Linked DNA regions of Homo sapiens: regions 1, 2, 3, 4, 5 and 7 are each linked to region 6. The links are chromatin loops, found by intact Hi-C in ENCODE. Cell type or tissue: IMR-90. All regions are shown on one strand.

What was found. A loop is a pair of places that touch in the nucleus more often than their neighbours do. Peaks named below come from ENCODE experiments on the same cell type or tissue, not always from the same donor. Only the 100,000 strongest peaks of a DNase experiment are listed, where the experiment ranks them.
Region 1: a loop joins it to region 6, with 13 times the contacts of the local background. A loop is called at or near these places in 98 of 110 quality-filtered maps.
Region 2: a loop joins it to region 6, with 9 times the contacts of the local background. A loop is called at or near these places in 19 of 110 quality-filtered maps.
Region 3: a loop joins it to region 6, with 7 times the contacts of the local background. A loop is called at or near these places in 5 of 110 quality-filtered maps.
Region 4: a loop joins it to region 6, with 4 times the contacts of the local background. A loop is called at or near these places in 4 of 110 quality-filtered maps.
Region 5: a loop joins it to region 6, with 15 times the contacts of the local background. A loop is called at or near these places in 23 of 110 quality-filtered maps.
Region 7: a loop joins it to region 6, with 3 times the contacts of the local background. A loop is called at or near these places in 2 of 110 quality-filtered maps.

Annotation. Positions count from the first base shown.
Region 1 is chr3:59,856,302-59,860,301 of GRCh38, reverse strand. All of the region lies in intron 8 of FHIT (fragile histidine triad diadenosine triphosphatase), which reads left to right. All of the region lies in intron 1 of LOC105377113 (a long non-coding RNA gene), which reads right to left. Among named protein-coding and RNA genes, the nearest start is that of MIR548BB, 760 kb to the left of the region's middle. In IMR-90, a CTCF peak has its summit at 2,369 (motif pointing right); a DNase peak (open chromatin) is centred at 2,371.
Region 2 is chr3:59,311,173-59,315,172 of GRCh38, reverse strand. The region is part of intron 4 of CFAP20DC-DT (CFAP20DC divergent transcript); the gene reads right to left. Among named protein-coding and RNA genes, the nearest start is that of CFAP20DC-DT, 230 kb to the right of the region's middle. In IMR-90, a CTCF peak has its summit at 1,620; no DNase peak of the experiment used is centred here.
Region 3 is chr3:60,430,116-60,434,115 of GRCh38, reverse strand. All of the region lies in intron 5 of FHIT (fragile histidine triad diadenosine triphosphatase), which reads left to right. Among named protein-coding and RNA genes, the nearest start is that of MIR548BB, 190 kb to the left of the region's middle. In IMR-90, a CTCF peak has its summit at 2,366; no DNase peak of the experiment used is centred here.
Region 4 is chr3:58,638,887-58,642,886 of GRCh38, reverse strand. FAM3D (FAM3 metabolism regulating signaling molecule D) reads left to right here. Exons shown (of 10, transcript NM_138805.3): 7 at 2,710-2,760. Among named protein-coding and RNA genes, the nearest start is that of FAM3D, 26 kb to the left of the region's middle. RefSeq lists enhancers at 1,455-1,955, 1,956-2,456 and a silencer at 1,994-2,153. In IMR-90, a CTCF peak has its summit at 2,080 (motif pointing left); a DNase peak (open chromatin) is centred at 2,096.
Region 5 is chr3:59,807,517-59,811,516 of GRCh38, reverse strand. The region is part of intron 8 of FHIT (fragile histidine triad diadenosine triphosphatase); the gene reads left to right. CFAP20DC-DT (CFAP20DC divergent transcript) reads right to left here. Exons shown (of 7, transcript XR_002959675.2): 7 at 207-1,785. Among named protein-coding and RNA genes, the nearest start is that of CFAP20DC-DT, 720 kb to the right of the region's middle. RefSeq lists enhancers at 777-1,410, 1,411-2,044, 2,679-3,314. In IMR-90, a CTCF peak has its summit at 1,576 (motif pointing right); a DNase peak (open chromatin) is centred at 2,316; H3K27ac peaks cover 911 bases.
Region 6 is chr3:59,573,580-59,577,579 of GRCh38, reverse strand. The region is part of intron 6 of CFAP20DC-DT (CFAP20DC divergent transcript); the gene reads right to left. Among named protein-coding and RNA genes, the nearest start is that of CFAP20DC-DT, 490 kb to the right of the region's middle. RefSeq lists a silencer at 1,843-2,137. In IMR-90, a CTCF peak has its summit at 1,972 (motif pointing left); DNase peaks (open chromatin) are centred at 1,949 and 3,489; H3K27ac peaks cover 253 bases.
Region 7 is chr3:60,314,441-60,318,440 of GRCh38, reverse strand. The region is part of intron 5 of FHIT (fragile histidine triad diadenosine triphosphatase); the gene reads left to right. LOC107986015 (a long non-coding RNA gene) reads left to right here. Exons shown (of 2, transcript XR_007095935.1): 2 at 1-4,000. Among named protein-coding and RNA genes, the nearest start is that of MIR548BB, 300 kb to the left of the region's middle. In IMR-90, no CTCF peak of the experiment used is centred here; a DNase peak (open chromatin) is centred at 1,840.

The DNA.
Region 1 (4,000 bases), 280 kb before region 6:
TCAGCTAGCTGTCCTTTGGCCATTCTCATTTGCATTCCTGATCATCAATTCTTCCCAACAAAGGGTCTTCTCAGAAAACAAAGAAGGATTCTAATCATGTATAACATAATTTTCCCATTAAACTTATGCTATTTTCTTCTTCTCAGAGCTCAGCACTTTTAGTATTTTTTTTAATTCTGAAGCTGTTTCAAACCGACAGAAGGGTAGCAAGAACTGCGGTATCCTTTCACCCTGATTATCCACCTTGCAACATTTTAATTCTCTTTCATTCAGAGAGATCAATATATAGATATTCCCTTTCAGATATGATGCTCCATCACTCTTCAGGTGTTTGATTACCTTCCCAAAACAAGAGCACTCTTCTCATTACTATTATAAAAACACTTCCAATCAGGAATCAACACTGATACAGCACTACCATTCAGTCCACAGGCCCCATTCACATTTTGCCAACTGTCTCAGTGATGACATTTTCTTTTTTGGTCCAGGATGCTATACAGAAACATACACTGCATTTAATTATTATTTTTCATCAGTTTCCTCCAATCTGGAATGGTTTTGTTTGTTTGTTTGTTTGTTGAGAGTCAGAGTCTCCCTCTGTCGCCCAGGCTGGAGTGCAGTGACGCGATCTTCAGCTCACTGCAACCTCCGCCTCCCAGCTTCTAAGCAATTCTCCTGCCTCAGCCTCTGGAGTAGCTGGGATTACAGGCACACACCTCCATGCCTGGCTAATTTTTTGTATTTTTAGTAGAGACGGAGTTTCACCATGTTGGCCAGGCTGGGCTTGAACTCCTAACCTCAGGTGATCCACCCGCCTCAGCCTCCCAAAGTGCTGGGATTACAGGCGTGAGCCACAGCACCCAGCCTGGAATGGATTTTTATTCTTTCCCTGTCTCGTGTTTTCCTGCCTTAAAGAGTATAGGTCTTTTTTTCCTGTAGGATGACTCTTTCTCTGGAGCTTCCACTGTTTCTTCATTATTAGACTCAAGTCATGTATTCTTCCATGCCATCTTGGCAGGAATTCCACAAAAACGCTGCTGAGCTCTTCTCAGCATATCACATCAGAAGGCAACCACACTGACCGTATCCCCACTTGATCACCTGGTCCAGTTGGTACTTGCCAGATCTCCCCATCATTCTTTGAGCATTTCTTTATATTCTGGTACAAAAAAGATGCTCCAGGATCATCTTATACTGTCCCTGTCCAGCCTTGGAATCAGCCACTTCTCCAAGCAGCTCTGGTTCCTGTCCGTGTAGAATGATTTTAGAAATCAAGATCTGGGTGCTTAGCATGCTTATTGTTCCTGTGATGTCAATGCTTTGAGACCCAGTCAACACAGAGCTAGGAAATATGTACATATAAGTCCACACAAACACACACTTATTATTATTTCCATATCTGGGTATGTGTATATGTTTACACATAAGCCACATGAATTCATATCAGTATCTTCAATTCAAATCTAAGTCTTTTCCCCCTTCCACATTTATAAATACCTTCTCTGACAGAAACTTGGTTCCCATTATCCTTAATATATATACTCATTTGTTCAATATTAGCCTTCACTGCCCACCACCTGCGTACATCTCATCCTCTGCTCTGCTTCCTCACACACTAGAAACACCACTGCCCCCATCCATGCAGCACCCCTCTCCCCACGTTGCCCTGCATGTTCAGTTACAGAGCAGGCTGCCATCACTACCCACCTCCACAAGACACCCCTCGCTCCTGCCTCCTCAGATGCTATCATTTCTCTCCAAGAAAGAAAGGGAAAAGGCTGGGCACGATGGCTCACACCTGTAATCCCAGCACTTTGGGAGGCCGAGGCAGGTGAATCACAAGGTCAGGAGTTTGAGACCATCGTGGCCAACATGGTGAAACCCCGTCTATACTAAAAATACAAAAAATTAGCCAGGCGTAGTGGCGGGCGCCTGTAATCCCAGCTACTTGGGAGGCTGAGGCAAGAGAATCACTGGAACCCAGGAGGTGGAGGTTGGAGTGAGCCGAGATCGCTCCACTGCACTCCAGCACTCCATCTCAAAAAAAAAAAAAAAAAAAAAAAAAGAAGGTGGGAAAAGGAAGGAAGATCACCATTTATGTCTTTTTGCTGATAGATGATGTGGGAAACTCCCATACACCTTTCACAGCAGTCACACATATGTTGAATGGGCAAACCATTCTTTGACATCTACTCACTCCCTTTTACTCTCTCTGCATTACTTACTTGTCTCCAAGGCTGTGTCTAAGCATAGTTGAAGACAGAAATCATTTAATAATATTCAGCTGAGCCAACTGGCCATAAAGCTGAGACTCCAATTAGGGGAACTGGAAGCTCTGGGCAGTGGTGTCAGGGGACCAGCAGGTGGCGCCCGTAAGTTCTACTCTAAACCTTTCTGTATCCAGGCTTGTTCACTACCTTCTTTCACCACCTGGTTTCTCTCTATCAGAGCTCTTTAAAAATATGTTAGCATTCACAGTTCCCAGTATCGCTGCAGACATAAATGTTGAGAAATGCATTCTTGTTTTCCTTCCCAAGGCACCAATAGTACAAAGACAAGCATAAAGCCCCTTAGGATACAAAAAAAAAAAAAAAAACCCAGCACTTTGCACAGCATAGTCATAAGTGACGTCACTCTGTAATCTTTAACAGGAGTGGTGTTTTCCACGCTCATAGGACAAACTGACTCTTGAATCTTTGTTAGGCCTCCCTGTCTAATCGATATGTAAGTTTCTCTAGGGAAAGAATAGGGTGGAATATTATTTGTATAATCTTGTCCTATGAAAATATGAAAGAGATTATTGGCAACATTTTTGATAACCTGGTGGAATAAAACTCCAAGCCCTGCCTAAGGTAAATTATCATAAATCTTATATGTCAGGAACGTGGTAGAGAGTTGCAGGTAGGCAGTGAAGTGGCCAGAATGTTTAAAAAAAAAAATATTCTGACCTGGAATCTGTGGCAGAGTGGAGAGAGTTGCGGTGACATATCTGATCTCATTAGTGCTTAAGGTTCCTCACGCAGAGATGGAGAAATGACAGTGTATCGCTCATTCCTGCCCTCTGAAGCCTTTCCATTAGAAATGCTGCAATTTAATCTCACATGTCACAAATCAAACCCCAACTTGAAAACTGCTTCCCCTGAAAAGGTGAACACATTCCATGCCTTGTGGAAGGAACTCCAGTGCCCCTCAGAGGAAGTGCTGTGTCCCCGATAGCAGCTGGTAATATCAGCTCCACATTTGAAAGGACCCCAGGCATCAGTATTCAGAGACTGCGATTGTTACATTAGCGTGACTTTTTGCAACTTATGTGACTTTGGGTGAGTTGTTGAAATTCCACTTGACTCAGTTTCTTTATTCACTAATTGAGCATAATCTCCACCATTCAGGGTGGTTGTGGGGATTAAAGGAGAGTTAAAAAAAAAAAAAATACTCAGCCGGGGAGCTAAGTACTTGATAAATAGAAGCTGTAACTTATTATTGCTTACTGTTACTTCCAGACTCTGAGCTAAGGGCTTTATATTGTTTACTTCCTTAATTCCCACAGAATTAGATAGATATTATAAAAAGCCATTTTGCAAAGAAGGAAACTGAGTCTTAGAGAAATTAGATAACATTGCTACATTATACAGCTAGAAAAATGGTACATTCCAAAGCTAATGAAATCTTTCTGTAATGTTACACTGCTACTTGTATATTGGAAATAAAATTTGTTATGCCTTACAATTGAGTATACTACTAAGAAGAATGGTCTGCATCTATATTCCTTTGTGAGAGAAGGCTGTAATTTTCCTCCCTTGTGATTTTTATGCCTGGTCCTAGTAACAGGGTTATACTGATTTACAGAATCTATGGGGAATAATCTCTTTTTTTCTATCATATGGAAGAGTTTGCATAAAATTGGAATGATGTCTTCCTTGAACATTGGGAAAAATTTGCGTGTAAAATCACCTGGTGTGATGTTTTCTTTGCAAAAAAAATTTTAACAATTACCTTAATT
Region 2 (4,000 bases), 260 kb after region 6:
GTAAGGATTATAATAATCAAGGCTGCCATTTGCTGTGCCACTCTCTGTGCTTAAGCAATTTCAATTATTGACTCATTTAATCCTCAGAATTCTAAAAGTAAGGTTCTAGTATTATCCCAATTTTATAATCAAGGAAACTGAGGCACAATGAGGTTCAGTGACCTGTCTGTGGTCACACATCTAGCAGCGATAAGAACCCAGACTCAGTCTTCAGGGCTTAAGCTCTTAACCCCTCCACAATCTTGCTAAATTGAATTAGATCTTCTGCTATGTGTTCAGGCAGCCACCTGGTTTTCCATGGTGCGGGCAATTTATTCATTCCCTGACCAGTCCTTTCACTGCAATTCAAGAGGTTAAATGCTTTCTCATGGATGAATTCAAGAGACCACCCTTCAGTGGGAATTCTGTCTGCCTTATTCTTATTTCCTATGCTCTTCCTAGTCTCAACTACAAAGGCATCTTGAAATTGCATGCGTTGACCTGTACTGAAAATTAGCTATGGAATGTCTTTGTATGAAATTCTTTTCTGTACAAACCGTGGGTCAAAGAACAGAGCTCAGTTGTGAATTCTGATGCCTCCATTTGAAAAGTTCTGTTAATGTTGAGAATAAATATGACTCATCAATCTTGGGCAGTGGAGGTGGGCTGAAGAAAATTGTTAATTTACAGGGTCACTTCACTATGGGAGCCTGAACAGAAATGTCATTTTAAAAGTTGTGACCCTATTACTGAATTTACTGTTTTAGATGGTGTGCTGTTAGACTGGACTCAATGGACCAGGGGCTTGGCTGACCCTATCCAGGTCAGACATTTGACCTGGTGGGCCAAGAGACTCACATGACCTATCTGCCATGTTCCTGATGGGATTAAGAGGCAGAGTGCAAGAGAAGTCTTCTGGCCAGGGAGCAGGAGAGGGAAGGGAGAAAACACTGGAGTGTCAGGCAGAGTGAGGGATAGCCAGTAACCTGTTACTAAGGCTTAGTTACTGAAAGGAGGTTCAGAGCCAGGAAGGTGGTTCTGACCTTCGAGAGAGACCAAATCTTCTGAAGAAGAGTGTTCACAACAGGAGGTCCATGATAGAACTGAGACACAAGAATGAAATAAAGCCCTGCTCGGGTAGCTGCCATAGACACTGTAGCTTGGTTACATTGGACATGGTGGTTCATTCACATAGTCAGTGGTTTTATATGTCAGAAACTATGGAAAGTTTTTGGGATTCAGAAATGAACCATGGCACCATTTCTGCCTGCAAGGAATTCACCAGGCTAAATGGTGGCAAGCGCTCCTTTCAGAGAATTAAAGCACACAGTCAAGGCAGGAATAATGGTAAAACAGACTTGATTCAAATCATATCCCACCCATCCTAGTGTCAGGGTAACTCTCAGATTACTCTGCAGCTAAGCAACCCTAAGTAAGATTAGAAGGAAGTAGGTTCCAGGTTCCAAACATTTCCCATTTGGTGTGGACAATATCTGCTACTCTGAAATGAAGTCAAGCCAGGACTCCGAAGCCACTCTCTCTCTCTGGAAGGAACTCCATGTTCCAGGAGGAGCCATGATTCTTGCCAGCTCCCTGTGACCCTGGCCTCCCAGGCAGCGCTGTCTCCACCTCTGGCTCCTGCTGCCCCCATCTGCCTCTCTGTGGTATCACAAGGCACCCACTAAATTCACCAGCAGAGCTAAGAACCTTCAATGTTCCAGCAGTGGGGCAGTGAGGCAGGTGAGCCATTGGGGAAATTTCTTGGGGTCCAGAGAGTAGACTTTTTAAGATATTAAATCTGGAGGGAATCATCTCCTCCAATATCCTGAAGCCCAAGGTCAAGAGAGAACATGAAGCAGAATAAGTTCTGTCCACGAATAAAACCACTTAGCAGAGGCTCTGACAATTCTAATAATGAACCTCTGGTTAGAGGCCATCTTACACACCCTGCTCTCATTCTTACCCATCCTCCCCACCAACTCCATTTTCCACCTACAAGCTGGAGTGATCTTAAAAGATAAATCAGATCATGCAAGACCCTATCTCTACCAAAAAAAAAAAAAAATTAGTCAGGTGTGGTAGTGCACACCTGTGGTCCCAGCTACTCCAGAGGCTGAGGAGGTTGGGGGATGGCTTGAGTCCAGGAGTTCAAGGCTGCGGTGTGCTATGATCTCACTACTGCACTCCAGCCTGGGTGACAGAGCGAGACCATGTCTCAAAAAGAAAAAAACAAACAACAGAAAGAAAACCCTCCAAATACCCAACACAACAATAACAGCAACAACAACAACAAAAATACTTAGAATAAAATCCAGACCCTGACCAGAGCCTACCTGGGCTGGCCTCAGCCGACCTTGCTGACTGCATCTCCTGCCCCTCCTCACAGCTCTGCAGCCATCCCATCTTTCTCTCTCGTCCTCCAGCATACCCACACCAAGCTGCTCCCACCTCAGCGCTCAGTATACTCAGCCCCTAAGGGGTTGGTTTTTCTTACCATTCGGCTCAATGTCACCTCCTCAGAAAGGGTCCCTCTTTGGTCTCACCGCCCAGCCACCACTATATTCCCCGTCACCTGGCTTCACATTTCTTTTTTCTTTCTTTTTTTTTTTTGAGACGGAGTCTTCCTCTGTCGCCCAGGCTAGAGTGCAGTGGCCCAATCTCGGCTTGCTGCAAGCTCTGCCTCGTGGGTTCATGCCATTCTCCTGCCTCAGCCTCCCGAGTAGCTGGGACTACAGGCGCCTGCCACCACGCCCGGCTAATTTTTTGTATTTTTAGTAGAGACAGGGTTTCACCATGTTAGCCAGGATGGTCTCAGTCTCCTGACCTCGTGATCCGCCTGCCTCTGGCTTCACATTTCTACAGATCCCTGCACTAGCTGAGATGATCTTATGTAATGATTTATTGTCTGCCTCTACTACAAGGGAACCCTGTGAAGGCAGGAAGGAGGACTCATGCAGCAGAGTATCCCAGCACCTGGACAATGCCTGGCATAGTAGGTGCTTCAGAATTTGTGGGATAAATGAAAGTACAGTCAGCCCTCGGTATCCATGCCTTCAGTTGCCGTGGATTCAACCAATCATCCATTGAAAAGATCTGGGAAAAAACTTGTATCTGTACTGAAAATGTAGACATTTTTTGCATGTCATTATTCCCTAAACAATACAGTATAAGAACTGTTCACATAGCATTAACATTGTATTAGGTATTATAAGTAATATAGAGATTATTTAAAGTATATGGGACACTCAGCCCCATGTGCTTAGGTTATATGCAAATACTACACCATTTTATATCCGGGACTTGAGTATGCATGGATTTTGGGATCCGAGGGAGGTCCTGGAACCAGTCTCCTGCTGATTCTGAGGGTTGGCTGTGTCATGAAATTACCACCGATTCCATTGAAATGAATGTTTTATGATAAGGTTTCAGTTTACAAGTTCTAGAAATGGACTATATAAAGAACAAAATAAAGAGGGAAGAAGAAAGTTGTCCGTGTAGTTGTTTTAATAAGAACTAAAATATATACTTATTAAGCCCCATCTATACAGGATATTTAACTCCATACTATGCAGAAAGAAAATTGTTTCTGCCAAAATTACAGAAATGTAGGCTTGATTTATAATAATGTAGAAACAGTTCCAATGAGTTGTTAAATCTTGTTTATTTCTGGGACTTCACTGAGTTTTCTTTTGCATGAAGTTATTATTTAAAGTTCTAGTTAGCGAATTAATGTCAATAATTTAAATGAATATCTTTGTGTGCAATTATCTTGGATTGGAAGGCAATAAAACAGCTGGAATTACTTTTAACAAATTACACATTCCTTCCCCGTCATGTACTCTACTGTTAGCATTAGGGAATGTTACTGCTGTAATTTCGTATTTAAAGTAGAAGCATTTGGTTTAGAGGAAATTATAGAGCTAAAAAAATCCATATGCTCCTCACATTCACCCTAAAGTAATAAAAACATCAAGAGGTCAGGATTCTCTAATAAGTGATATTCGATCACACTCTATGTATT
Region 3 (4,000 bases), 860 kb before region 6:
AAAGGGTCCAATTTTAATGTATTCTGTGGTACATAAAAATAAGCTCAAAGTGAAACAAAGATTTAGAAGTAAAACCTGAATCTATAACGTCTGTAGAAGGAAATGGGGAAATCTCCTTAACATTTGTCTAGGCAATAATTTCTTGGATAGGACACCGAAATCACAGGCACCAAAAATAGACAATTGAAACTACCTCACACTGAAATGCTTCTGCACAGCAAAGGAAACAGTCAACAGAGTGGAAAAGCCACCTATGGAATAGGAGAAAAAATGAACCATACATCTGATGCATCTAATATGCAAAATATGTAAGGAATTCCTATAACTCAATAGCCAAAAAAATCCACTCAACTTGGTTACAAAATGAGCAAAAGGACTTAAATAGAAATTTCTCCAAAGAAACATGCTAATAGCCAACAGGTATATGAAATGATGTTCACCATTACTAATCATCAGGGAACTGTGAATCAGAACCGCAGTGAGAGGACACCTCACACCTGTTAGGATGGGCTGTTGTCACAAAAGCAAACCCAAAACCCAAGTGCTGGTAAGTGTATGAAGAAATTGGAATCCTTCTAAACAGTTGGTGGGAAAATAAAACGATGCAATGATTATAGAAAACTGTATGGAGATTTCTAAAATTTTGAAAATAGATTTACCCCATGATCTAGCAATACCACTTCTGAGTATTTTAAAGAATTAAAATCAGTATCTCAAAGGATATTAGCACTCTCATGTTCATTGCAGCATTATTCATAATAGTTAAAATACATAAACAACCTAAATGTCCTTCCACAGATGGATATATAAAGAAAATGTGATATACATGTATAGTACACCCCCCACATATATATATATGAACATTATTCACCTTGTCATAGGAGATAATGTAGATGAACCTGAAGGTCATCATGTCAGATGATATTAACCAGTCACAGAAGTGCATGATTCCACTTATATGAGAAATCTAAAACAGTCAAATTCAAAAAAGTAGAATGGTCATTACCAGGGGATAGTGATGGGGGCAGGGATGAATAGAGAGTTTCTGTCTGACAGATATAAAGTTTGTTATGGAAGATGAACTATTAGTTCTAGAGATGATCTGTGTAATGTGTGTACAGTTAACAATATTATCTAGTGCACTTAAAATTTTCTTAAGAGTATGTATCTTAAGTGTTATCACAGTAAAAAAAAAAAAGACAATTCTTCTAGCAAATGTTTTGATGTGTTTTAATCTTATAAGTAAAAAACAAACACAAAAATGTGTTTTCAAAAACCATAATCAAATATAAACAAGTATAGGTGATTTGATGTTAATAGGTGACAACATCCAAGAAAAGCACATTGGTAGGTTGGCAACATGTTAATTTTACTCCTGTCACCAATGCTTCCCCCAGTAGATCCATGTGAGCTATTTGAGGCAGGAGCTATTTTTCATAAACAGTTTTTAAGGATCCTATGACCCTTCTCAATTGTTTAGCTGTGAAAATTAGAATTATGTTTATTTGTAAATTGCCTGCATGCTAGTAGTCTCTTGCTTATGAAGTACTGATAAGCCATCCTCAGAAGCTTTTAAAAGAACCTCTGTGTTAAGATAAAAATGCTATATAGTGATATATTTACCACGGTTTCACTATACACTCAGTTTTTATCACTATCAGTATATTATAGATGACGCATATGGATGGAAGCATGTTCCCTCAGAGCTCTTTCCTTTTCATTAATAATTGTAGTAGCTATCTAGATTAGGTCCAACACTCATTTATTGGATGTTGAATGTTGAGTGCCTACAATGTGTCAAAAACTATAGTCAGTCCTGAGAATTAAAAATAAAGGCCCAGACTAGGCATGGTGGCTCATGCCTCTAATCCCAGTACTTTGGGAGGCCAAGGCAGGTGCATCGCTTGAGCTCAGGAGTTCAAGACCAGCCTGGGCAACATGATGAAACCTTATCTCTACAAAAAATACAAAAATTAGCTGGGCATGGTGGCATGTACCTGTAGTCCCAGCTACTCAGGAGGCTGAGGTGGGAGGATTACTTGAGTCTGGGAGGCGGAGGTTGCAGTGAGCCAAGATTGCGCTACTGCACTCTAGCCTGGGTGACAGAGTAAGACCCTGTCTCAGAACAAAAACCCAAGCAAACAAAAATAAAAGCCCTACTGCCAAGGAGCTGTAGGTCAGTGGGGTGAGCAGAGGAATAGTGTATTTGCATGTTTCCTCTAATAAAACTATGCAGGAGACCACGGATACACACATGGGGCAACAGTTAATTTTGTCTCAGGGTGGCCATAAAAAGCTACTAAGAGAAGACTCTGAGCTGGACATGAGAGAGTCTGTAAGTGCTCACCAGAAGGGGGTGTTTGAGAGGCGTTTTGAGCTGAGGGAAGTTTGTAAGCCAAGTTGCAGGATGTCAGTGAGGTGCTTAGGAAATGCAGACTCCCGACTTTGGTAAGATGGCTTTGTCATTTACTGCATGTGTAGCCGAGGACAAGATAGAACTTGAGCCTTCGTCCTTCACCAGTAAAATACTAAATGATTTGAAATAATTAAAATATATACTTAAATAATATTGAAAGCATAAACATTAGTTCCCTTTCAAGTATGTGTGGGAGGTGGGGAGATAGTTTTGAGGGAGCTGTCGGCAAGAGATAGGTCAGTGAAACAGCCAGCGACAGCTACACTAAGCATCCTGAATTGATTCTACGGATAAGAGTGAGCGAGCAGTGGTTCTGAGTTGGGAGAGCCCCTGCTTTGCTATAAAATTGTTAATTGTTATCCAGTTTGTAAAGAAAACTTAAATACTAAATCATTAGGCCAACATCATAAAAAGAAATGATGGAGCAAGAATGTTGCATGTAAGGGATAGAATGAAGTTAATGGTCATTCTTTTTTTTTTTTTTCTTTTGAGATGGAATCTTGCTTTGTCATCCAGGCTAGAGTGCAGTGGTGCGATCTCAGCTCACTGCAGCCTCTGCCTCCAGAGTTCAAGCTATTCTTCTGTCTCAGCTCCCAAGTAGTTTAGACCATAGGTGCGCACCACAATGGCTGGCTAATTTTTGTATTTTTAGTAGAGACAGGGTTTCACCATGTTGTCCAGGCTGGTCTTGAACTGTTGACCTCAAGTAATCTGCCCACTTTGGCCTCCCAAAGTGCTGGGGTTGCAGGTGTGAGCCACCGCACCTGGCCCAAAACCAGGACTGAGAAAAAGGAGCAATCTTGCTTTAGAGTAGTTGAGAATTATCACTGCCCTGAATCTCACCACCCTTGCAACTATTGGCTTAATCTCAAGGAATGAAAACTGCTGGAAGCAATAGAAAGAGATCTTTAATTAGTAGAGTACATCGAACCTTACATAGATGTAATCTCCCAAAGTTCAGTAAAAGCTTAGAGTCATCAAGAAGTTGGTGACTGTTATCTAAACTTGATGGAGATAAGTGCAGAAAACAGACATAAAAAAATACCAGATGAGAGTTATAAAAATACAGTGAAGAGTGAAGTATCCTGCCTTAGAGAGAGAATGATATAAGAGAATAAAATGCAGTATTTTTAGCTAATGTGATTTGTAAAAGTAACAGTGCAAGAAAGCAGTTTATGGCAGAAAAAAAAATATTGCCCTTAGACCCACAATGAACCAGAACAAAATGGGATAGGCTGTGTAAGAATCAAGTTGGCTCAGAAGTAAGACACCTCATAAAGGTACTATATTTAGAATTTTGAGGTGGAAGTCAGAAGTGGGTTTCTGTATTATACTTCTGTGGTTCTTCCTCTCTGTGGAAGAAAAAAGGTAATGTTTGTTCAGAAAATGGCTACTGTGTTTTAGACACAGTGTTAAGTGCTAGTAAGAGGTACTTAGTGAAAAAATCACTTTTAGACACTTGAGTAAACTGGTTACTCGCTCTATTCTCCAGTGGAATGCAACAGTCTCATTGTATCCTCACAGCTCCACAGAGCAGCTGAGGGCATCTTTTTAATACTGCAAATCTGCAGGTCAGAAGACGGC
Region 4 (4,000 bases), 930 kb after region 6:
GCAAGGCCAGAGGATGAGGAGCTAGCAAGCCTGCTAAGAAGTGTGACTGGAAGCCGAGAGCAGTAGGGAGCCACGGAAAGGCTTTGAGCAGTGTGTGAGGGGCCAGGCATGCACTCCAGAAACCTCCCTCCAGCTTGGAGTAGGGGGGCTGGAGGCAGGGAGACCACAAGGGAATCCATGGCCTTGATAACCCTGCATCTCCTGCAGGACACACACTTAAACAGGAGGCCAGAGGGCCGCCAAGCCTGAAGTAGGGACACGTTTCAGGAGGGAGTGGACTTACAGGGTCAGGTAAGGACCAGGTGGTCTAGCCCCAGCCAGACCTCCTCTCTGCCTCTGTTCTTAGAAAACAGAGTTTTCTAAGAACTGGCTGTAAGGGCCACTTCTGGGACAAAGGTCAGGGCAAGTTGGGGAAAAGGTGTAAGGGATGCTCAGGAAGGAACTTGTCGAGCTTGTGTGTGGCAGGACCACATGAGCACACTTAGGAAGGAACAGGGTAGGATGGGAGCCCCGGCCTTGCCAGCTCCAAGCCCCTGCACTTCACTCCAGAGAAAGCCTTTTCTCGCTCTGCCAAGAAACCCTAATGGGTCAGGGGAGAAGTCGAGGCCTGGAGCAGTGATGGGGCTGTTCCTGGACAGATGGGAGTCAGAGGACAGCCCTGGCCAACTTCCTAGGAGCCCAGGAAGGGCCAGGGCAGGGAGTGGCAGGAGGCTGAGTGCAGCCGTTCCTCTGCAGCTTTGAGGAGGGCCCAGGCCTGTTCCACTCCAGCCTCAATGAAGTGGCATCCCTCCTGCAGGGAGGGTGTGCCCAGGCTGGTCTCAGAGCGCTCTTTTGTGCATGCCAGACCCCAGAAGACTGTAGGAGCCTCAGCATACATCAACACTCCCATCCATCTGCCCTCACCCCACAGCGAGGGCAGGCAGGAAATGGCACAGGCTGCAGCTGACCTGGCTGAAACCTGCTGACTTTCTCCCCTAAATGGGTCGCACCTGAGAAAAGCTTTTTGAATATTCTCCAATGAGATGGCCCCAGACTAGGCCTCTTTCCCTGCTTCTCACAAAGCCAAAAGGATGAAAATAACCATCAATGGCAATAAGAACTAGCATTTATTGGGCACTTACTGTGCCTTTTCATTTAACCCCATCACTGTGTTAGGATGGAGCTATGCTCAATATCCCCATTTCCCAGGTAAGAAACTAAGGCTCAAAGAGGTTAAGCAGGCTGGGTGCAGTGGCTCATGCCTGTAATCCCAGCACTTTGAGAGGCTGAGGTGGGCAGATCTCTTGAGCTCAGGAGTTCAAGAACAGCCTGAGTAACAGTGAACCACCCCCCGAATCCGCCCCGTCTCTACAAAAAGTAAAAAAATTAGCTGGGTGTGGTGGCGCACACCTGTAGTCCCAGCTAAGGCTGAGGTGGGAGGATTGCTTGAGCCTGGGAGGTCGAGGTTGCAGTCAGCCAAGCTCACACCACTGCACTCCAGCCTGGACTGCAGAGAGACCCTGTCCAAAAAAAAAAAAGAGGTTAAGCAACTTGCCCAAGGTCACACAGCCTATAAAACCACCTACGTTTGAACCTGGATCGAGTCAACTGCAGGTCTTAATCATTCACCTGAACTACCTCCCTAGACTAGAAATGTCTCAACCACACATACAGCACCTACTGTATACATGCGTGCTATGTATGCCAGATGTGGGGAAGCCCAACAAATCATGTAAGGGGCTCAGTGTCCTCATCTATATGACCAAGAACAACACAAGGATTGCTAAGGATCCAGTAGTCTTTAACCTTTAGTGGGGCAGAGAGTCCTCAGGATCTTCCAGCTATGCTGGCCGCCACCCCCACCCCCAACACTCTCCAATTGCAGAATCATTCACAAGCGCACGCGATCACAAAAGCAGCCCCATGGGTTCATAGACTCCTTCCAAGAGCCCCAGGTGAAGCATTCCGTTCACGCTACGTGGCTCCCGAGAATCCTGGAGGGGCTGCTAAGCGAGCCTGCTCGCGCCACCTGGACAGCCTAGGCCTGGTCCCCACCCTCCTCCGTAAGCCTCGGAGCTGCCATCCCCTCTGCAACGCCTCCATCTAGCGGCGGAGAGCGCGAACTGTAACGTTCCTCCAGAAGACTCGGTTCCCTGGAGGGCTTGGCCTTCGGCCACCTCCTCCCACAAAACCCACAAACGCAATCCAGGTTACTGGACCCTGGGAAACTGAGTACCGCTTAGCCCAACACAAATCCCTTTGCCTTCAAGAGGTGGAGGACTCCAGTTGTAGGTTTTCTATTTAGGTGGGAATAATAATGACGACTGTCATTTTGATTTTGATTTTGCAGCTAAAATTCATCTTGTATGACTACTATTAATATTTTAAATGTATCTCCTTTAGTTCCCACAACCCATTGTACAGATGCAAAAATTGAGGTCAAAATGCTAAGTCCTGCGTTAGAAACTGGTAGGACAGAACACCGACTCAGACTGAGTAGACTCAGTTCGATTCCAGAGATGTCCTCAGCCATTACGTTCTTGAACCTCTCAGATGAGCCCAGCCATTCCTGGAAACCTACTTTAGTCCTGCGTGCTCTTTATAGGACCTGATTTCATTAGATTCTTATTCTGTTTTTAGATCTTAGACTACAGATTAGGCATTTTCAGCAGAACGACAGGCAGAATGACACGTGTTACAGGGGATAATCGTTCTCCTCTTAACCCCTAGGAACCACGGGAGCTGTGCTGGGACAGAAGGCATTTGACATGTACTCTGGAGGTAGGTGCCTCTGCTGACACTGAAGTCACAGTCGGGGGTGCGGTGCAGAGGGCTGAGCCTCTTCATGTGGCAAGGGACCTGGTGGCTCGAGGTACCTGGTGCTTCTTTCCACAGGAGGCACCCAGGAAGAGGTGCGGTGGGGGGTTGAGGGTGTCCTGCTGCTTTCGAAACTCCTTCTGGCCATCTCAGTTGGGATCTCCCAGACTCAGATCCTGAGACAGGGATTCAAGTGCAATGCTTTATTTAAGAAGTGAGCTCAGGAAACGTCAGATGGGCAGCTGGAACCCTGTCCTCAGCCCAGGGCTTCATAAGACCCCACCCGGCCCTCCTCCATCTCCATCCCAACTCATGGGTGAGCAGTCCGCAGAGCTAGGAGTGTGCTGACCTGGAGTCTGCATCAGGGCCCACGCAGGTCTCTTACCAGGTGTGCCCCACCCCCAGGCTTCTGACACTCCCCCAGGATGGAGGGGTGACCAGGGGCTGGCTGTTGCTTGATGGGAGGGTGCTGTGGATGGAGCCTGGATGGGCCCACTGAAGTGCCCACATGCGGTGTGCAAGGTCCCTCCTCCTGGTACAGGATAGAGCTGAGGACAGGGGCAACAGGAGATGGGGACAGGCCAGGGGCTGAGGACCAGACATTCTGCCTGGAGTCCTACTGATGTTCAGCGTGGCCTGGGGCCAGGTTTATGGAAAACGTCCAGTCTCCGGTGTCAGAGACTACTGGCGGCATGACCTGAAGCAAGTGATGCCTCTTGAGCCTCAGTTTCTTCATCTGTGACATAGAGGCAGCTATAGTTTCCACTCCATAAAATTGATGTGAAGATTAGATAACCTGAAATAATTGGTGGAAGGGTATCCAGCCTGACTGGTGGAGGGGTCCAGGCAAGCTATGTTAGTCTTCTCCCTTCCCTCCTCTTCCCCTTCGCTCCCCTCTTCCCTCATTCCGTCCAGATGACTCAGAAGCAAGGAAATCATCTGTCAGAATGAAAAGGAAAAAAAGCGTAAAGATGAAACTAAGCTTTAAAATGCCTTATGATAAACTTGAATGTAGCCACGGCTGATGGGGACCCAGAAACAGAAGCATTGTGAGCAAGTAGTCCTTCCCTTCAGGAAACAAAAGGGGATGATGGCTTTTTAAAGTGAGGTGATCATTAGCAGAAGGCATGTTTTATTTTTTCAAATACCCACCGTCCATCCAGACAAGCACCAGACCGTAATATCTGCTAACAACACAAATTAA
Region 5 (4,000 bases), 230 kb before region 6:
AATTTTTATCCCAACTGTTTCTAAAGTCTGAAAACAAATCACATTTTTTCTTTTAATAGAATATAGATTTGATTTCTTGATTTTAAAACATGCACTTTTAATTCTGTCTGGGCATGCAGGATGCCCACATGCTGGCTAAAAAAAGAAACACGAAGCTATTTGGAGAATCACTTTGTCTACACAAAAGCAGAAGCTGATTTGACTAATGATTTTTCTCCTCTTTGATTTTTATTTGAATCAAAATGAGCAGTTAGTTATATCTTGGCACCCCACTGCCATTGCCTCTGCATTCTCCTAAAATAAAGAGGATTTGATGTGCTTAGTACAGATGTGTTATGAGAGGGTGACATAAGTGTGCAAGGGCATCCTTGACGTTGTGTTGTGTCCATGTGACATAGTAACTGGGCACAACTCATTTCACACTGAGAGGTTGAGACTGGTCAGTTATTGGAAACCCAGAGCATTCTGATTTTCTCTTGTGACAACAGTTCCACTTTGGCCTGTTCATAAATCACACTGGCTTGAGAGCAGACCATCACAAGTATGTTTTCTTTCTAGTATTCCACTTTCAACAGACATGTTTTAAATTAACCAGCCAAACACAGTTCAAGAATCAGAACCAGTGAGTGAAAAGTCTACTTGGCTCAAAACCTGACTCAGTCTTATTAATTCAGAAAGCAGAAAGCTTACATGCGCTAATTACCAAAGCTACTAATTAGCTTTAATTATAAGCTTGGAAGGAAGTTGAAGTGTGCTGCATTCGATAGTGCTGTTGACCTTTTCAGTGTACTTTGGAGGGGGAGGGTGGAGAGGCATAAAGGAGGTGTTATAAAATTCATCAGAGAGCAATTAATTTATGTCTTCTGATGAATATGCTATAAATTAACACATCTGTGTATATCAGAACATAAAGGCATTTTAATGGAGCCTTACCAGTGTCAACTCTGAGTGCCCCAGCCAGCCAAGAAAATGTACTCGTTTGGTAAGTTATTTCTTATTCTACCGCTATTGTAAACCATGTGGCAAACTGCATCCAGCCAGGTGCATGCTTCTATTTGTAAGTCATAATTAAGATAGGGGGCCAGCTTTGATTGATTTGGGAGGGTCACTCTGAGGAGCTGCCCTTGCAGACATTTCATGAGGTGCTCAGAAATCTGTTTCATGCCAAAGTCTGGAAATACTGTCCCCATTGGTCTCTCACCAGGGTCTTATTTGTCACTCTCTCTGAGCCTCTACAGCCCAAGGCTCAAACCGTGCCTTTGATGTGGCTGGGATGCTCCATGCTGTTTTTCATGTGGTAAGACAGCTCCTCCAGTACTCCTCCTCACACAAATGACGATGGCTTTCAGGGACCACCAGTACAGCCTTTCACACCTCAGAAGACCCTCCTCAGGCCCCAGGAGCCCTCTCACAATCCCCGTAAGAGGCACCTAAAGCAGACCAGCATCTGCTTGCTGTGACTTGTAAACTCTGAGTCCCCTTATCCTCTAGATTTGAAGCTTCTTTGGTTAGGTTCCAATCTCTCAAAACTGACGTATCCCCTAGTAACCACCAGAGGGATCCCATATAATGTGATAAAAATTATAATCAACATGGAGGAATCACAGCTCAGCCAGCGTGTGCTTGCTTCCAAGGCCCCAGGTCTCTCAGCCTGGAAAAGGAGAGCGGGGAACAAAGGAGGAACAATGTGAGGGAAGGTTCTCCTTGGCAGCTTCGGGGAAGGGATCCTCAAAGGAGAGGCACAGGTCTGAAGACGGAAGTGTCTGAGGCCAATCTTCTCTTCTCCTGGAAACAAGCAAACAAATAAAACAAACCCCAGTCATTACAAAGAAAGCCCTTTGAAAATCAGTGAAATCAGACCCTATTTGTTTCTAAACCCGTGTTCAGAAGTTGAACTCCAAATATAATGAGATTTTTTTGTGAGAACTAAGAGCCTTTTCCATGTTTCAAATAGGGTTGTACAATTGTATAAAAGAAGAGGGAATTGGGAGTGTATTATGTTAGCTTCCTAGGACTGCTGTAACAAATTGGCACAACATGAGTGGCATAAAACAACCAAAATGCATTCCCTCCCAGTTCAAGATGCTGGATGTCCAAAACTAAAGTGTCAGCAGAATCATGCTCTCTCTGAAAGTTCTGGGGAAGAATCCTTCCTTTCCGCAATCTTTGGCCTTCTTTGGCTTACAGCAGATTCACTCTAGTGTCCGCTTTGTCTTCACATGGCCTTCTGCCCTCCGTTGATGTCCTTATAAGGACACCAGTCACGGAATTTAGGGCCCATTCTAATCCAGTATGACCTCATCTTGACTAATAACATCTCCCAAGACCTCTTTCCAAATAAGGTCACATTCTGAGGCTCTAGGTGGACATGCATTTTTGGAGAGCACACTCTTCAACCCAGTATGTGTTCCTTAACTATTTATGTAAACAACATTTCAAGTTTAAGCCCTAGACACAAAGCTGGGCTGATACTGTAGTTCTAACATGATTTCCAGGTCTTGGGATGAAATCCATGATCACCACCGGGAAAATGATACTTCAGTCACCGTGGGTTTCCTCTCTGCTTTTTAAAATATAGTTTTTCAAGCACAATGCCTCTCCTCTAAGCTGTTGTAAGGCTTCTGTCGGAGAGTTTTTGGTGTCTTTTGTGTGTGAGTGTGTGTTGTGTGAAGTATCAGAAGACATTGTTTCTACCCCGCAGTCCCTTTGTAGCTAATTTTATTGCCCTCAGCTGTTAGGTCTTATAGATTATCCCCGAGCCTATTGGGCCAAATCGGTGTAGTTAAAGCTCAAGCCATCCTTGTTTATCCCTGTTCTTAATTCATGTCTGGCTGCCCAAACGGCCAACTGAAACTCCAGATCAGCTCAGCAGAAAGCTGTATGTTCAGGTCAAACATGCTTGAGTGAGAAGATTGTCTGCAGTGTGTCAGGCAAATTGGCAAGCAAGTGTCAACAGACCCGGAGGTGGGAGGAGAATGAAAAGAGGGGAAATTAGCAAAAGGAGTGGACGTGGTTGGACCTGAGTTTTACCGTAGGGTAGAGACTGGTCATCACTGGCAGAGGTGGGGTTGTGGGGAAAAAGGGAGATAGTCCCAGGGGCTTGTCAGAGAGGGCCTCCATCTCCAGGTCAGAAAAGCCCTGAAGAGCCAGCCTTTCAAGCCCACTTCTTGTTCAGAGGCCCCTCCGCAATATCCCTACCATGTGGACTTCTAGCCTTGGCCTGAATTCAAGCATCCTAAGTCATTACCAAGCCCCCTTTCAAACCACACTCTTCATCCTGCAATTTTCATTATGTTAAAAAAGCATCTGCTTCCCCAGACACTAAAGGCCACATATTGTATGATTCCATTTCTATGAAATATCCATAATAGGCAAATTGATAGAGACAGAAAGCAGATAAGTGGTTGCCAGGGACTGGGGGGGTAGGGGAAAGGGGAGTTACCACTTAATGGGTGCAGGGTTTCCCTTCGGGATAATGAAAATGTTCTGAAACTAGGTAGCGGTGATGTTTGCACAACACTGTTGAATGCACTAAATGCCACTGAACGATATACTTTAAAATGGCTAAATGGTGGATTTTACGTTATGTGTGTATGTTTCACCACAGACATATAAATTGCTTTCTTCCGATCCACCCACTAGTTATCTACCTGCTCCATGAAACCAAACAAGTTTAATTCCTTTTCCACGGCCCACGTTGTTAATGTTTCTTTCTCCTGTGTTTGCGGAAACCATCACGCACCCCCACCCCATATCTCCACTTCTCATGACTACTCACCCTGTGTCCCAGAATTGTGCATCTTTGAAACCCCTGATCCTGGGTACCCTCCAATGGATATATCCCCTTTTCTCATTCCTTTTCTGAAATTATGCTGCTGCTGGGATATACTGCTGCCGAGGAATATGGACAGCACATGCTACAGAATAATCACCTGCTTTGGCCTGGGACTTGGAAGGTCTGGGTCCTGACTTTAACTCTCTGTGTAACCTGAATGGTAAA
Region 6 (4,000 bases):
ACAGGATTTCTAACCAGGCCTCAGGCACTATTACTTGAGTTGTTAAGAGACAGCTGTCTTCACCTGATAGAGGTATTCACGAGGCCTGAAAATAAGCCCTTCTGGCAAAAATCCATCCTATACACCCATGAGGCACTTCCAAAATCCAAATGTTATAAAGAAAGTTTGACAGCACACAGGAAGCTGATATGTACACCTAACCTGTATTTTCTCATCCAAATGGGGTACCCAAAAGTGTGTCTGGAAATAGAGCACACAAGAGAGGAAGGAAAGTGGAGTAGGGACAAAGGAGAGAGGGGAGAGGGGGAGAGAACAACAGAGAGAGATCTAAGTTAAGGCTTCAGAACTGTGACACTCCGGCCAGTGCTGGCCATGAGACACCTGCTGAGGAAGGAAGCAAAGTGCCCTTTGCTTCTTTTTATTTTATTTTTAATTGATAAATAATAATTGTACATACTTATGGGGTATAACATGAAGTTACAATATGTACGATGTATAGAGGTCAAATCAAGATAATTCACATACATCAACTCAAACATCAATCATTTCTTTCTGTTGGGGATATTCAAAAGCCTCTCTTCTAGCTATCTAAAATATATAATAAATTACTGTTAGTTATAGTCATCCTACAGTGCCCTTTCTTCTGAGCCAGAGAAAAGAGACACACTCAAAAAAGACGTAAAATAACTCTGCTGAGATGAACATCTTGCATGCCCATTTGCTCTGCCAAACAGTCAAATCCCTCCAATAATTTAGAAATACAGGGTTATCTTGGGATATGGAGTGTGTCCCTACCACCAATCTGGACTCACCAACTGGGACTGTATTTTTGGTTTGGAATTAGCATGGACACAAGCTCAGAGGCAAAACTCACCATAAAAAAAAAAAATCCCATGGAGGCAAAGAATGGAACATCAAGAAAATGCTCTTACAAGCAGAACGTCAGACTAATGATGACGCTGGGATGAAACCAAGGAATATACAGTAGGAAATTCATTCAGACAATTAAGACACGAGGGCCATTAACTTAGTGACAGATTCCCACCCCTGGAGTTAACTGCTGTTTGCTAGCTGTGTGACTTTAGAAGTACTGCCAGACCTCTCTGGGCTTTATTTCCCTCATCAGTAAAGTGGTGATTAAAAGTTCCTACCCAGTAATGCTGCTGTGAGGTTTTAAGATTTTCTTAGAATAGCACCTGGCACATACTAGGCATTGAATAAATGATAGTTGTTATTATTGTTGCTGTTATTATTAATGTAATATGTAGTATGTTCTGCTAAGCAGGACAGAGGAAAATAGTAGCAGAATTAAATTCTAAGCAAAAGGGACAGGTTGGCATGTTTTTATTTGAGAGGACGAATCCCGCTGTGAGTTAACTCTTGGTGGCTTTTGTCTGGTGATGCTGAGTTACTTCTGGGACAATAAGCACGAGGCTGCTGCTATAGTCTCAAGATTCAACAGTAAATCACTGTGTATCCCTGCATCGTGTTGTTATTCTATGGATTAAACAAGATAATGCATGTAAAATGCTTAGCCCATAGTGGCATTTAATAAATAGCAGCTATTATTTCTGATATTCTCATTATCAATATCATTACAGCAATAATAATATTGTCACATACTAGCACCGAGTGATCCAATTTACAGTCTAACAATCATGCAGATGGAAGACTCAGCTGCAGCCTACCTGTTTTCCAAAAGGGGGTTAAAACTGATTTTCATCTTTTCCCTTTTTACGGTGAGATGATGAATATAAAAGTGTTTTGTAAATTCTAATGTATATTTCATCTTTTTTCTGAAAAATTAAAAAAATTAAAAGGCTCTCCCAATTTGTGGTCTCCAAGGTATTTTGCCTGCTACATTTTATTTTCAAAATGTTACCAGTACTTAATTCTCCCTGGTTCTCAGCAGTGGAAATGCTACGCCAATTGAAAGCCTCTGTCTGGAACACAAGAGAAATTCCGCCATCTGCTGGCCACTCGGAGAACTGCTCGGGAGAAGCTGCCCACAGACCCGTAACTACGGGGGTGGTAAAGGTGCAGGAAGGCTGACAGTCACCTGCCCGGTGGTTTGAGATCCAAGGGGGCATGGAGGACCCAGCCATCACTGTGGTCTCTGGAGGGTCACAGCTTGAATCCGTCTGCCATGCTCCTGCATGTGTGGCATCTGTCCCTGCCTGTCTCTCAGGACAACACCTGCCTTTGCAACTCTAGAAGCAGATGATAATTCAGAGACAGCAGGCCTGAGGTGCCAATCACTCTGTTCCTTGGCATTTTGCCCCATTCTTAGCCTGGCAGCACATCAAAGCCTGTTGCCTTCTGGCCTCTGCTGGAGGCTTAGGCCGCCACAGGCTCCAGGTCTCCTTGGCTATGTCCCTTCCTCTCCCCAGGGCCTCCACCATGTGTGAGACAATGCAGCCCACCAGGAATTGAGGCAGGGGCCACCCCCACTGAGCTGGGTGAACAGAGATGCTGTCCAACCCCAGGGCTTACTGCGCCAGGTTCCACCTCTCCTGGGCAGTGAGCAGCTCTTGTCAAGTCCTTATTTTATTTAATTTTATTTTTTATTTTTTTTCAGACGGAGTCTCGCTCTGTCACCCTGGAGTGCAGTGGCGCGATCTCGGCTCACTGCAAGCTCCGCCTCCTGGGTTCACGCCATTCTCCTGCCTCAGACTCCCGAGTAGCTGGGACTACAGGCGCCCGCCACCACGCCCGGCTAATTTTTTGTATTTTTAATAGAGACGGGGTTTCACCGTGTTAGTCAGGATGGTCTCGATCTCTTGACCTCGTGATCCGCCCACCTCGGCCTCCCAAAGTGCTGGGATTACAGGCGTGAGCCACCGCGCCCGGCCCAAGTCCTTATTTTAAACACACATTTCAACACAGAGAAAGCCTCACACACAATGGAAGGCTCTTAGCACCTAGGAAGAGGACTCTAGGAGACTGCTTCTGAGCCAAATGCATTAATGTGTAGACCATACAGAAGCTGACCCATGTTGAGCACTTACCATATGCCAGGCATTGTCACATGTGTTTTCATGGATTAAGGCATTTAATCCTTACAACAACTCTCTGAAGAAGATACAATTACTATCCTTATTTTACAGGTGAGAAAACTGAGGCACAGACAGTCCCAGCAGCTTACACAAGGATTTCTAGCTTGCCACTGGTGGAGCTGGGACTTGAACCCAGGCTGCCTGGCTCCAGAATTCACATTTCCAATCCCTATGTTTGATCTAAATACTTAATTTAACATGGAAAGACCAAACACAGTAATACTCCTTATGCACAATTTTGCTTTCATGGTTCCAGTTACCCAAAGTCAATTGGAAGTCAGAAGATATTCAATGGAGAACTCCAGAAATAAACAATTCATCAATTTTAAATTGCATGCTCTCTGAGTGTGATGAAATCCTGCTCTGTCCTGCCTGGGATGTGAATCCTCCCTTTGTCCAGTGTGTCTGCACTGTCCACACTCCCTGCCCATTAGTCACTTGGCAGCGAGTTTGTTTATTAGATCGACTGCCAAGGGACTGCGTGCTTGTGTTCACGGAACCTGTATTGTACTTATTAAAAGCCCCAAAGCATAAGAGTAGTGATGCTGGGATATTGTTGTAATTGTTCCATTTTTATTATTGTTGTCATTAATTTCTTACTGTGCCTAATTTATATTAAACTTTATCATAGACATGTATGTATAGGAAAAAAATATAGTATATATAGGTATACAGGGTTTTGTACCATTCGTGGTCTCAGACATCCACTGGGGGTCTTGGAATGGTCACCTGAAGATAAGGGTGGACTACCGTAATGCAAGAGCATGAGAGGTCATTGACATGATGGAGTCTTATGATCACAAGCAGAGGCTCCCCGGTACTGACAATGGGGATCCAACTTGAGAGATCACAGATGAGTGATGGCTAGAGTGAAAGAAGGAGGTTCTGGGAAACAGGAACCCAGCGAGAATCAGGGATGGGTCAGTACAGTCATATGAGAACAT
Region 7 (4,000 bases), 740 kb before region 6:
GAACATTTATTTTTTCACCCCCCAGATGCCTTTCTTTGCAACTTTTGCTGTCATTTCATTTGGTTGATTTCTATTTCACTCTTGATTCAGTGTTGTTTCTTTCACAATAAGATAAATAAAATGATCAGAAATCGAGCAAGACTTTCCTTTTGTTAGTTCTTTCTTTTGATGTCCAAAGAAAAAGGCAAGCAGTTACTGTAATTTTTGCTCCTTAATGTGATTTTTTTCTTGGTGCTTATTTTCAAACATTTTAATGTCCAGAAAAGCCCTACATTGCTTTATCACTGCATTATACCATGATGTGTTCAGGGTTTTTTGTTTTTGCTTTTGTTTAAGATGCCCAGAATGGGGCGGGGCATGGTGGCTCATGCCTGTAATCCCAGCACTTTGGGAGGCCGAGGCAGGTGGATCACTTGAGGTGAGGGGTTTGAGACCAGCCTGGCCAACATGGCAAAACCCCGTTTCTACCAAAAAATATAAAAATTGTCTGGGTGTGGTGACATGCACCTGTAGTCCCAGCTACTAGGGAGGCTAAGGCAGGAGAATTACTTGAACCTAGGAGGTGGAGGTTGCAGTGAGCAAAGACTGCACCACTGTACTACAGCCTCAGCAACAGAGTGAGACCCTGTCTCAAAATAAAAAAAAAAAAAAAGAAGAAAAACTTGCCCAGAATGGAATTTTGAACTAGTACTTCCCAGTACTAGAGTTCTGTAGCAACTGTGAAGCTTTGACAGTCTCTCCTACTTGTTGTCATGTTGGCACACTGATTTGTTAATGGGGAAAATATTATATATATATATATATACACACACACACACACACATATATAATTACATATTATATGATTATATAATGATATATATAATTATATATAATGATATATGTATATATATTTCCAATATATTAGCATCACTTTTGTGAGGATCCACCCAACACAAACTGCATGTTAGTAGCTTTGCTGTAGTTAACTACTGAAATATTTTATGAGATCTGGGGGTGAATAGTAAGCAGTGGAAAAATGTGATGAGCATCAGAGGAATTCTAATAGACCATTTGGTAAAGGGATTGTTTTATTTTACTGCTTTTTTCATTTATCAATTACAAAGATAACAATTGTCAGTCCAGGATGAATAGAATCATCAGGAAAATTTAGTTATATATGCACTTGTTATAGGGATTGATTTTCAAAAGTTCTTAAGTAGATTTTATTTTGTGGGTGTTCATACATAACTACAAGAAAAAAAAGGAATATGAACTAATATAAGCCATTTGAATTTTTAAAAATATAATGTTGAGTAACAGTTTGAACCTAAGAATGTAAGAATACATTATTCACTTAAAATGACACCCTTCTGGGCCAATATACTTTCCTGTAAAGTTTCTTTTTATTAGATTACTGTATAGCTATGGTTAACACATTTTATTGTGAATAAGGATCATTTGGAATTACTTAATAAAATCCTAGTTCTTGGGTCCCTTGTTCCAGAGATTTTATTTCAATCGATTAGGAAAGGACTACAGGATCGCTCTATTTAACAAGCTCTGCAGGTAATCCAAAGTCCTCAGACCACACTACATTGCTGTGTATAATCCATCAGTAATCAAAATATTGAGTGTGTGCTATGAAATTATTTTAAGAAATTCCTTAAAGTCTTTTCAAGTCTTTTCAGAAAAGTAGTTGTTGGAACCATGGTTTGCCATATGTAAAATATGCTGTGCTAAGTTACAGAACAGTTTTGAAAAAGACTTAATCTGTTTTGAGTGAGCCTGTGGCAGTTGTAACATTCTGGATTTCATTCAAATTTGTAGCAATGCAAATGGCATGCTTTAGATGTGGCTGTAATGCATTTAGCTCAATGACAAGGAAACTGGCAGATATTTCCATAAGACATACTGATTGAGAAATAGTGCTTGCTGCTAGTGGCTTGATCTGCATACATTTAGGATTTAATAGTTTGCATTTTTTGCTTACTCACTTGTCCTAAATGCTTAATGAATAGGCTCTAAGGCTTTAATTTTCAACCTATCCTAAGTTTATTACTAAAGTTTATCAAGCAATAAACACACTATTGCACTTATACTGTCATGTTTTTATAAAGCAGTTTATAAAAGGTGACATCTGGCAAAGAGGCAGATCTATAAAAATCATGCTGGTGGATGTAGTGTCATTTTTTCTGCCATACACCCAGAAAGAGTAATATTATTTTGACACACACATACATCCCCACTGTCAAGTTTCTATTTTTATAGTTAGCTTACTGCATGTATCCTTAAGCTATACAAAACCTTTGGGCTAATGCAAAAAGTGACATTTCTGCATATTTATTACAATGCTATTTTAGAGGTTGACTTTGCCTGATAGGATTTTTCCAAGAACAATGTCATGTTCATGACAGTAGACATCATTGAGAACAATACTATTGTGTAGTTAGTCAGGAAAGGTCAATATGGAAGGACAAATCATAAATTGCTTAATTTAATGCAGCATGATTTTGCCTCAATATTTGCTAGTTATAGGGGAGAAAACAATGATAACGTGGCCCAGATGAGCAATTCTTTGAGTAGTTGGAATATGAACTAATACTTTACCAAATGAGTGCACTGCCCTGCGATCCAGCAACTTTACTTCTAGGTATATACCCAAGAGAAATGAGTGCATTTGTCCACCAGGAAGATGTATGAGAATGTTCATAACAGCTTTATTCATAAAAGCCCCAAACTGGAAGCAACCAAATATCCATCAGCAGCAGCAGAATGGATAATTGTAGTATACTTACAAAATGCAACACTTCAGAGCAATGAAAACATACCATCTACTGCCCTGTGCAGCAGCAGTGATGAATTTCACAGATAGTATGTTGAACGGAAGAAGCTGGATGCTAGAGCGTACCTTCTATGTGATTTCCTACACATGAAATTCAAGAACTGACAAAACTTGTCTATCATAATAGAAGCTAGGATACTGGTTTCTTATTTGTGTGGGGGTAGGATGGGGATGTTTATTGAGGGAAATGTCTGGGTAGGGTCAGAGAGAGGCTTCTGGAAACATGTCTTATGACCTAGGTGGTGGTTACTCGTGTGTATACATATGCAAAAGAGCAGAGCTATACACTTAAGATTAGCCCATTTTATTGTATGTTCTGGCTATCTGTTGCTGTGTAACAAACTACTCCATAACACAATAGCTGAAGACAATTTATTATTATTATGTCTCCCAAGGTTGTGGGTGAGAGATTCCCACAGGGCATTAGGATGAATAGCTTACTGCAGTTCATTAATGTCTGGAGCCTCAGCTGGGATGACTCAGATAGCTGGAGGTTGGGTGGGCATCTTTCCCTTTCTCTCGCCACATGCTGTCTTGGGCTTCCTCATAATATGGTAGCCTCAGGGTGGCAGACTTCTTATCTTAGAGCAATTCAGGATTTGAAAGCTAGTGTTTGAAGAGAAATGCCAGTTTCTTGAGGCCTGGGCATAGTAAGTTCTGCTGAATTCTTTTATTATTATTATTTTAAATTTTAAAATAGAGACAGGCTCTCACTGTGTTGCCCAGGCTATTCTTGAACTTGGGACTCGAGTGATCCTGCTGCATTGGCCTCCTAAAGTGCTGGGATTACAGGCATGAGCCACCGCACCCAGCCTCTGCTGAATTCTCTTAGTGAAAATACTCAGTGGCCCCACCTTACTCAGGGAGAAGGAACATAGACCCCTCACTTCTGGATGGAAGGAATGTTAAAGATTTTGTGGCCATTTTTATTCTGCCACACCATATGTTGCTATATCTCAGTTAGAAAGTTTTTAACAGTTCAGATCAACCTCATTACTCTCAAAACTTTCTTCCTTATGGGTAGGGAGCCTTTTGTAAAATGTGAGTCTAGTTCTGAAAAACAAACAACAAAAGAAACCCTCCATTTGAAATCATAGTTTCTGTCACATCATACTTCTCTTCTCAGTTTCCTTTTGAGGTGAAAAATTATGATTTTTTCTTATTTTATTTGAAGTT